Regions from separate parts of the Homo sapiens genome. Here region 2 is linked to region 1. Evidence: chromatin loops called from intact Hi-C (ENCODE). Cell type or tissue: PC-9. All regions are shown on one strand. Each heading gives the region's core, and the rest is flanking DNA. Links, peaks and the distances in the headings are about the cores only.

The links. A loop is a pair of places that touch in the nucleus more often than their neighbours do. Peaks named below come from ENCODE experiments on the same cell type or tissue, not always from the same donor. Only the 100,000 strongest peaks of a DNase experiment are listed, where the experiment ranks them.
Region 2: it touches region 1 in a loop (4-fold over the local background); 1 of 110 quality-filtered maps calls a loop at or near these places.

Annotation. Positions count from the first base shown.
Region 1 is chr4:78,567,139-78,571,534 of GRCh38, forward strand. The region is part of intron 2 of ANXA3 (annexin A3); the gene reads left to right. Among named protein-coding and RNA genes, the nearest start is that of ANXA3, 18 kb to the left of the region's middle. In PC-9, for the core only: no CTCF peak of the experiment used is centred there; a DNase peak (open chromatin) is centred at 2,293; H3K4me3 peaks cover 285 bases; H3K27ac peaks cover 3,370 bases.
Region 2 is chr4:78,174,661-78,179,056 of GRCh38, forward strand. All of the region lies in intron 2 of FRAS1 (Fraser extracellular matrix complex subunit 1), which reads left to right. Among named protein-coding and RNA genes, the nearest start is that of SNORD161, 110 kb to the right of the region's middle. In PC-9, for the core only: no CTCF peak of the experiment used is centred there; a DNase peak (open chromatin) is centred at 2,001; H3K27ac peaks cover 697 bases.

The DNA.
Region 1 (4,396 bases), core at 211-4,210:
CCCCCAGGATTTGCCCTGTAGGAACCGCTTGGTTACCAGTATTTTTCTCTGGCCTTTACCTGCTGTATTAGTTTCCTAGGGCTGCTGTAATAAAGTACCACAAGCTGCTGGTTTCGAATGACATGAATATATTATCTCACAGTTCTGGAGGCCAGAAGTCTAAAATCAAGGTGTGGTCAGGGCCGTCCTCCCTCTGAAAGCTGTAGGGGAGAACTTCTTAGCCTCTTCCTGGTTTCTAGTGGTTTACTGGTATAGGGGAGTAACAGTAATCCCCATAGGTTCTTAGTTGGAAAGCACCTTTGTTACAAAAGACAGATTGACAAGAGAAAACCAGACAGAAGTTTATTAACATGTGTATTTTGAGTATACATGGAGACACCAAGAGAATGAGTAGTTTTCAGAGGTGGCTTTGAATTTCAGCTTATATAGCATCTTCAACAAAGAACAGTAAATTTTTTGTAACAAGACAATAGAAAAGGACCTTTGAATCTCTGTGGGCAGCAACTTGCAGGTGGGGCAGTGAAGAAAGGCAAATAACTTGCAGATAAAGGTTAGTTAGTACAGCTTGCTAATATAAATTCTTCTAATACCATTGTCAGGCTGATAAGGGTCTTAAACTATCTTCAGTCTTTAACCTTTGTTCTCCCTGGTAGTCAGGAGGGCAGAATACCTTTTGTCTTCATAAATCTTTGTCCTGCTTTTAGGCAAATGGAGGAAAGATATCTCTTGAGTATCTGTTTCTTCTTGTCTTCAACAATCCTTCATGTTTTGAAGAGGCACATTCTGGTCTCATACTGGCAGCTCGCAGCTGCGTAACTCCAGTCTCTGCCTTCACCATCACATCACATTCTTTCTGTATGTCTCTGCCTTTACATGGCTGTCTTATAAGGATACCAGTGGTATTGGATTGGGGGCCTGCCACTGTGACCTCATCTTAATTAATTACATCTGCAATAACCTGGTCTCCAAGTAAGGCCACATTCTGTGGTACTGTGGGTTAGGACTTTAAGGTATTTTTTTGGGGAGACACAATTCAACCCATAACACCTGCCTCACTTGACTGCATTTTATTTCAGGGCTGTTTACAGTAAACTTTCTTTGGTTTTGAAAAATGCTTTTTACTGGAAAAATTGAACAGGAAGTCTTAACAATTTCCAAGTTTGATTGCTTTATTTTTTATAATCTACTCCATTTTTCCTTGTATCATAAAGCTTCATGACCCAACATAGCATCTTGACATTGAACAGAGAGCCATCGTTTCTCCCCGGCTCTTTGAGAGCTCCTTGTCCTGGAGTTTTATCTGGAGCTTTGATTTGATGCCTCAATTTTTGGATGTGGCCTTTATAGGGCTTTCTGAAGTGATGAGTGATCTGGCTTCACCGCATCTTCAAAATGTCCCTGCAGCAACTGCTATTCTTGCTCTGTAGCATTTGGCTTTAAATATGTTTCATATCAACAGGGTTGGCACCTTCTGTTTTTCTCTTCCACTCATCCTTCTGAATGTAAATGTTTAACTTCTTGCAAACACAGTACACTTTGCATAAAGAAATAGGTACAACTGGCTTTTGTGAGTCAAAAACAGACTGGCCTCTCCCAGGGGCAATAGCAAACAGCTCCCTAGGCCCAGCTTGGCCAAGCAGTGGCTTCAAGGTGTCATGTGCTAAGGCTGACCTCCGAAGGATGATTTTAGAAGATCAAGGGAGATTATATTGTCTTGAAAAAGATGGTTTAAATGAGATGAAGGCTAGTCTAGTTTAGGAGCAAAGACTGTTGGAACAGACCACTTACTGGCTGTGGGAACTTAGACAAGTTACTTAATCATCAGTTTCATCATCTGTGAAAAGGATTTATTATATCTACCTTATAAGTTTATTGCAAGGATTGAATAAGCAAATGCAGGAAACGCGCTTAGCACAGTACTTGGCACATAGTGATTAGCAGCAATTGTTCTTAGTATAAAGAGCTCCTGTTACTTTCCCCCTTTATCTAGACATTCTTTGCTTTAATTTGTTTTCCAACTGGCTTCAGCAGCATTTTTCTTTTGGAGGCATCTGAAGGTCAAGTTTCAGAAAAGGAAAGCAACTAAATGTGTTTAAATGTGTGGATGGAAATCTGATCAAAGGCAATTTTTTTTTTTTTAAATAGACTTTGCCAAGTATTCAGGTGATGTTCTACGCTAGCACTGACTATGTTAGGACACTAGGGTTACTGGAAATAAACTCAGCCAAGTATTGATTAGTAATATAAATGTCAAGGAATTAAGCTTGCAGTGGAGCAGGCAATGCAAGCAGTCCTGTTTGGCTGTAAAAATGCCGACATTCCTGAAGCGATGAGCTCATCATTAAATTCTTCATCTTCCACACCCATAAGAGAATTCATGGCTTGTTTGCTCATTTTTGCTTTGGTTTTCTAGACAGCTAAGAAGGAAATAAAGCAGTGCTTCTTAAACTTTATTGTGTACTAGAATCACCTGGAAGGTTTGTTAAATCGCAGATTCTGCATCCTGGCCCTGCAGTTGTTGGTTCAGGAACACTGGGGTTGGGCCTGAGAATTTGCATTTCTGTCACATTCCCGGGTGATGCTGATGCAGCTGCTTCAGGAACCACACTTTGAGAACCACTAAGATGAACTCCCTCGAGGCATTGTGATGTGACATAGAGCAGGGGGCATTTTAGTCATAAGGTGATGGGTTTGAGTCCTGGGGCTGTCCTTATTAGCAGAGCTCTTTTAAGCAAATAATCTCTGTGAGACTGGGTTTCTTCCATTTTCAATTAGAAATAATAAAATTCACCTCATGAAGGCTCTTGTAAGAGTTAAATGTTTGTAAATCACTTTGTTCATGTATTAGTTTTAAAAGATTTCATTAATCTTTGATTGTAAGATTATTTTGTAAGTCATGTAATATTTCCGAATGATTTGGGCAACCAAGTCTATCAAATGAATAATGCCATTCGTTTAAATAATGGAAGCAGTTTTAAATATTTCACTAAAATTCCACTTCAGAATTCCCAAGCCCTTTTTCAAGTTGGGGTGTGTGTGTGCGTACTTTCTTCCCCCCTTGTAATTAAACAAGTTATTCCTCCCCCATTTAATTCTTGCTAAGTACTAAATTGCATAATAAATTGGGAATTTCCTCCTTCTCTAATTCTGTGCATTGGCATTTTAGCATATTTTGATGTGTAGGTGGTAAAGGCCAGTGAAAAGTTCACAGCTGGAGTGCAAACCCTGAGTTTTCATGATGCATGAACAACTGGGATCTGACCACAATTTTGTCTTTTTATATTTAGAATCAGCCACGTCAATATCTGCATGGCACAGAATCACCTGGGAGCTTCTTACACATGTAGAATTTAGCACCCCATCTCTAAAACATATGATTCAGTATATAGAAGGTGTGTCCTGGTCATATACATTTAAAGTATCACTCCAGGTGGTACAGAGACTGCACTTCATGAAACACCAGGAATGGTCTGGAATAGTCTAGTTTGCTTTTAAATTCAGCCTCTGCCTGCAACTAGCTGTGTAGACTTGATCAAATTCTCTGGTCTTCTTAAATCTTGGTGCTGTTTATGTGAAATTGCTCACTCTCATTTATTGGGGCTGTTATGCAGATTATAATTAACATATATAAAGTGCTTAGCATGTAAAGTGTGCTGGGCATGAAGCATTCAAACAATCTAACATTGGGGTAGTTCTTTTACAATGCCAGACACTGGAAGGTGGACAGGTAAGATCAACACAAAAGTTCCTAGATGGATAGAAGTGAAATGAAGCCAGTTGGCTCTGTGAATCCATAAAATATTTATCAAGCCTTGGAGAAAGAGAATTCATCAAAAATTATATTAAAGTGACTAATTTATTTTCTTTCTTTCTTTCTTTCTTTTTTTTTGTGAGACACGGTCTCACTCTGTCACCTAGACTACAGTGCAGTGACACAATCACAGCTCACTGCAGCCTTGACCTTCTGCGCTCAAGTGGTCCTCCCACCTCAGCCTCCCAAGTAGCTGGGACCACACCTGCACACCACCACACCTGGTAATTTTTTAATATTTTGTAGAGACAGGGTCTTACTGTGTTGCCCAGGCTGGCCCTGAACTCCTGGGCTCAAATGATCCTCTGTCTTTGGCCCCCGAAAGACCTGGGAGTACAAGAGTGAGCCACCATGTCCAGACTAAAGTGACTGGTTTGTTACAGGTATCTTCAGGTCAGGAACATTCACAACTAGTTTCTAACTTGCAATTATTTTCTAGGTTCTAAAGTTCTTATTTTAGATGCTATAAGATTAAACAGTGTTTGAGTGTATTGAAATCAATTATTCAGTCTAATCTAATGAATCAGCAGACTATCATATTTTACTGTGCCAGAACACTAATTTTCCATTCACTTTAATGTGACA
Region 2 (4,396 bases), core at 211-4,210, 390 kb before region 1:
ATGCATTAAAGTCACCTGGAATATAATTTGTCCTGGGGATAAAATGACAGGATTATAAATCTTTAACCAGGCTTTTAAAAATCTGGTAAGATGGGAAGCTGAATTAGGTCAGAAGTCTTAGGCAACAGAACACAGTCTAAATCTTGAGCCATTTGCTTTGGGAATACCTGTGTAGGAATAGTTGTTGGGATGAATGTTTTCATTTGGAAACAAAACATAAACCCTAAATGTAAATCACTGAATTTTCTTCTAGCAGCATCAGAATAATGCATTACATTCATGCACAGGCTGCGGTATTATTGAGGCAGAAAGGCATTACTGTATTCAGTAATGTGCTGTGAAGATTTTCATTATTGCATCTCAGCAGGCTTGGTTCTAGGCAGAAAGATGAAGTGGGTGAAATCAGCCTTTGCTACTTCCTGCAAATGCAGGCTGGCTGCTCTCCACCGGCCCCATCCGGACACTGCCCATCAGGCTCCTGGCTTCTTATCCCATCGCCTGGAGGCTACTTTTTGTTGGGGCGGGGAGCAAGATTTACATTTGGGCTCTTTCAGTATTTATACTTCTGGCTCCCATTAATTAACACATTTTCTAATGAATTGACTGTGATCTCCTGTTACTGTCTAATTGCTTTTACTGTTCTTTTCTTGGTCAGACCAGCACTACTGGAGAGACTCCCAGGAGTTTCTCTGGGTGGCAACATCTCCCATCTGTGTGCCCCGGTAAGGAGGGACACACTTACTCTGCCATTGAATGCACCCTCAGTTTATTGGCCTTGACTCTGGTCTGGCTGTGTCAGCTAATGCTCCAGCAGGAAGGTCTACAGACCTGAACTGGGTGATTTGAGGAGAGTTCAATAAGGGGACTCTTTTCAGAGGTGAGGGCAGGGCATTGTATAGGGAAACCACAGGAATAGTGCAATATCCTAGGGGTAGTTACAGCAGGGAGCCAATATTAATTCTACATCTGAAAGGGAAAGGAAGAAGAGCATTTCTGGGAACCTGGAAGCAGAGCCAGCTCTGTGGAGAGGGTCATCTTACAGGAATTGTGGCTTCAGATGAGAGACCTGGCCAGATCATGATGCACAGTAGGAAGGGAGGCAGGAAGGAAATGGCCACCCTTTCCACCCTCCCTCTGATCTTCTGCCAGTCCTCCTCTTTGGCCAAATCCTTCTGGAAGCCTGCTGACGTGGTCCATGCAGGCCAGCATGCCTTGGCTGAGAGCATGGGTAGATGGAAATGTCCAGCACAAGGGCTCTCAAGCATGTGACACCATTACATCCCTAAGAGACACTAGGTTGCCGTCTCTTGGTGAGTGCCATTTTGCAAATCAATTGGATTAAGATCTCAGTTGCTCAGACATTAGTGAATTGAATGTCAAATACTACTTTGACTATCAGGGGAATTTTTATGTTGATGCCCACGAAATTAAGGGTAATAATACCTGTAGTTGGTTATACCCTGGTTCAGAAATGAAGTAATTTTTCTTTTGCAGTTAGCTTCCTATTATATGTGAGATAGCATTACTTCATGTATCAACATCTATGCAAATTGGCAATTTAAGAAAAAGGACTGAAAACTAGGAAGGCTAGAATGTCATAGAATCTTGGACTTGGAATACAGCATCCCATTTGTTCTCCTACTTAGAGCAGAAATCCCTTTTAAAGTGCCTGCAGTAATCATTGCGCCCCTCCCATTGTGAGTATGAGGACTCGCAATTCCACCCATTCCCATTGCCATCAGGTGTAAATGTTATAAAGAGTTTCCTTACACTGGGCAGAAATCAACTCACTGTTCCTTTCACCAGTTGTTCTGATTTTTCCCTGAAGAGCTACATTGCTTAAATCTCATCATCCTTCAAATATGTGAAGACAGCCATCATTTCTCCCTGACACCTTCTCATTTCCAGGCGAAACATTCCCAGTTTCTGCAACCTGTCCTCATAAGTACAATTTAATTCAACCAACATTTTTTGAGCCCACAGCTATTGGCAAGGCTCCAGGCAGGCACACCTATGAAGCTTACAGTGTGGCTGGGGAGAGGAATGTAAACACTTATGCAATACAAGATAGAATGGAATGTGTTGAGTAGAAGTTTAACTCACATACTTCTAAGTTTTCATACAAGTTGTTGGTAAAAATGTTAATAGGAAAGAAACAAGGAAGGGGCCTTGTAGCATGTCAAGAAAGAGCCTTCTTTAGGTTGAGACCAATTAGCTAACTCACATCAATGGGTACTACCATTCAACCTACTCTTGGCTTTGGTCATCTTATCTGTCCCATCAAAACATCACAGGGACCTTTGTCTTGTATTGCTGAAACCAAAATTCATTATGTCTGTCCCAACAATTGCCAATAGGCAGGTTACACACCTCCATAGTGGGAGTGCGTTAGAACCTCAATGGGAGGGAGAGAGAGAGTGATGTGAGTTTTTTTTTTTTTTTTTTGAGACAGAGTCTTGCTCTGTTGCCCAGGCTGGAGTGCAGTGGCGCTATCTCGGCTCACTGCAAGCTCCGCCTCCTGGGTTCATGCCATTCTCCTGCCTCAGCCTCCTGGAAATGTTTTATATTCACCAGAAGAGGGGGACATGGCTTGAAATATAGTTGAGAAACAAATAATTATACTTAAGTGTTAAAAATTATGAAAGCTAAATGGTAGTACATAGGTATTCTTTATGTTATTCTAAATGGTATTTTTGAAATACCTCAATGTTTATGGAAGGAGGAAATAAACACTGCCTTGGTCCATAGTGGAACCTTAATGGTGGAGTATGGCCATGGGCAACTCATGAGCTGCTGAGACAAGTGGTTGGGGACATTGGTCTATGGTTAGCATTCTCTTGTTGTACCTGTTCAGTTTCATTGTTAAAATTGTTCTCTCATTGAGTTAAAGCAAAATAAACAGCCATCTCTGGGTGAGGTCAGTTGGGAGTCTCTGGGTCCTGAATCACTGCTGGCAGGGGTGGCCGTAGGGAAGGCGGGTCTGCCAGCTCTACTTGAGATTATGCTTCCAGCACCTGTAACTCCTGGTTCATCACCATCAACACTAAGGCTGAAAATTGCAGCCCTGCCTCTATCTCATACACCTTCTTCCTTTCAGGTGCCTCACCACCTTTTACCTTCCCTCCCCTTACATACGGATTGGATTGAACACTGTGTATTACTTCCTGGAAGTTACTGAACGCTGTTGATCCTCAGTTTCTGTGTCAGTACAATGGCAGTAATGATACCTAACCTCTTAGGATTTGTATTAGTTTCCTGGGCTGCCATAGCAAATTTCCGCAAACTGGGTGACTTAAAAAAATTAGAAAGTTATTCTCTCAAAGAAATTTTTTCTGTCTCTGGAGGCCACAGTCTGAAATCAAGGTGTTGTCAAGGCCATGCTCCCTCCCAAAGCTCTAAGGGAGATTCCTTCCTCGCCTCTTCCAGCTTCAGGCAGCTCCTGGCCTCCTAGGCTTGTGGCAGCATCACTTTAATCTCTGTCTCTGTCTTCTTGTGGCTGTTTTTCTTTCTATGTGTATGTGTGTTCTCTCCTTTTTTTAAAAAAATAAAGATACCAGTCATTGGGTAGAGGCACTTTACCCAATGATTGGCATTTTTATCGAAAGAATGATTACTGCAGGCACCTTAAAAGGGATTTCTGCTCTAAGTAGGAGAATAAGTGGGATGTTCTATTCCAGGTCCAAGATTCCATGACATTCTAGGCTTCGTAGTTTTCAGTCCTTTTTCTTAAATTACCAATTTGTATAGATGTTGATACATGAAGTAGTGATATCTCACATATAAGAAGAAGCTACCTGCAAAAGAAAAATTACTTCATTTCTGAACCAGGGTATAACCAACAAGTATTAATTTGGTGGGCATCAACATAAAAATTCCCCTGATAGTCAGTGTAGTATTTGACATTCAATTCACTAATGTCTGAGCAGCTGAGATCTTAATCCAATTGATTTGCAAAATGACACTCACCAAGAAACAGCAAGCTAGCATCTCTCAGGGGTGTAATGGTGTCATATGCTTGAGAGCCCTTGTGCTGGACATTTCCATTTGCCCCTGCTCTCAGCCAGTGACTGGGGATTAAACTAATTACCTCTACAAAGACCCTATTTCCAAATGAGGGCACATTTTGAGGTTCCAGGTGCACATAAAATTTGGGGAGACACTATTAAACCCACTACAGGATTATTTTGGGCTTCAAATAGGATACTGTATGTGGAGTACCTACATAGGGTGAGGTATAGAGTAGGTATTCAATAAAGGGTAGTTCCCACCCCCTAACTACCGCTGATGCACAGATGTTCGAGGGGAGCGAAGGGCAGCCATGACTATACATTCCTCTTGGAATTGCCTGTGGTTTGATCTTCAGGACTCTTCAGTATCTCACTGTTCCCACCTACAC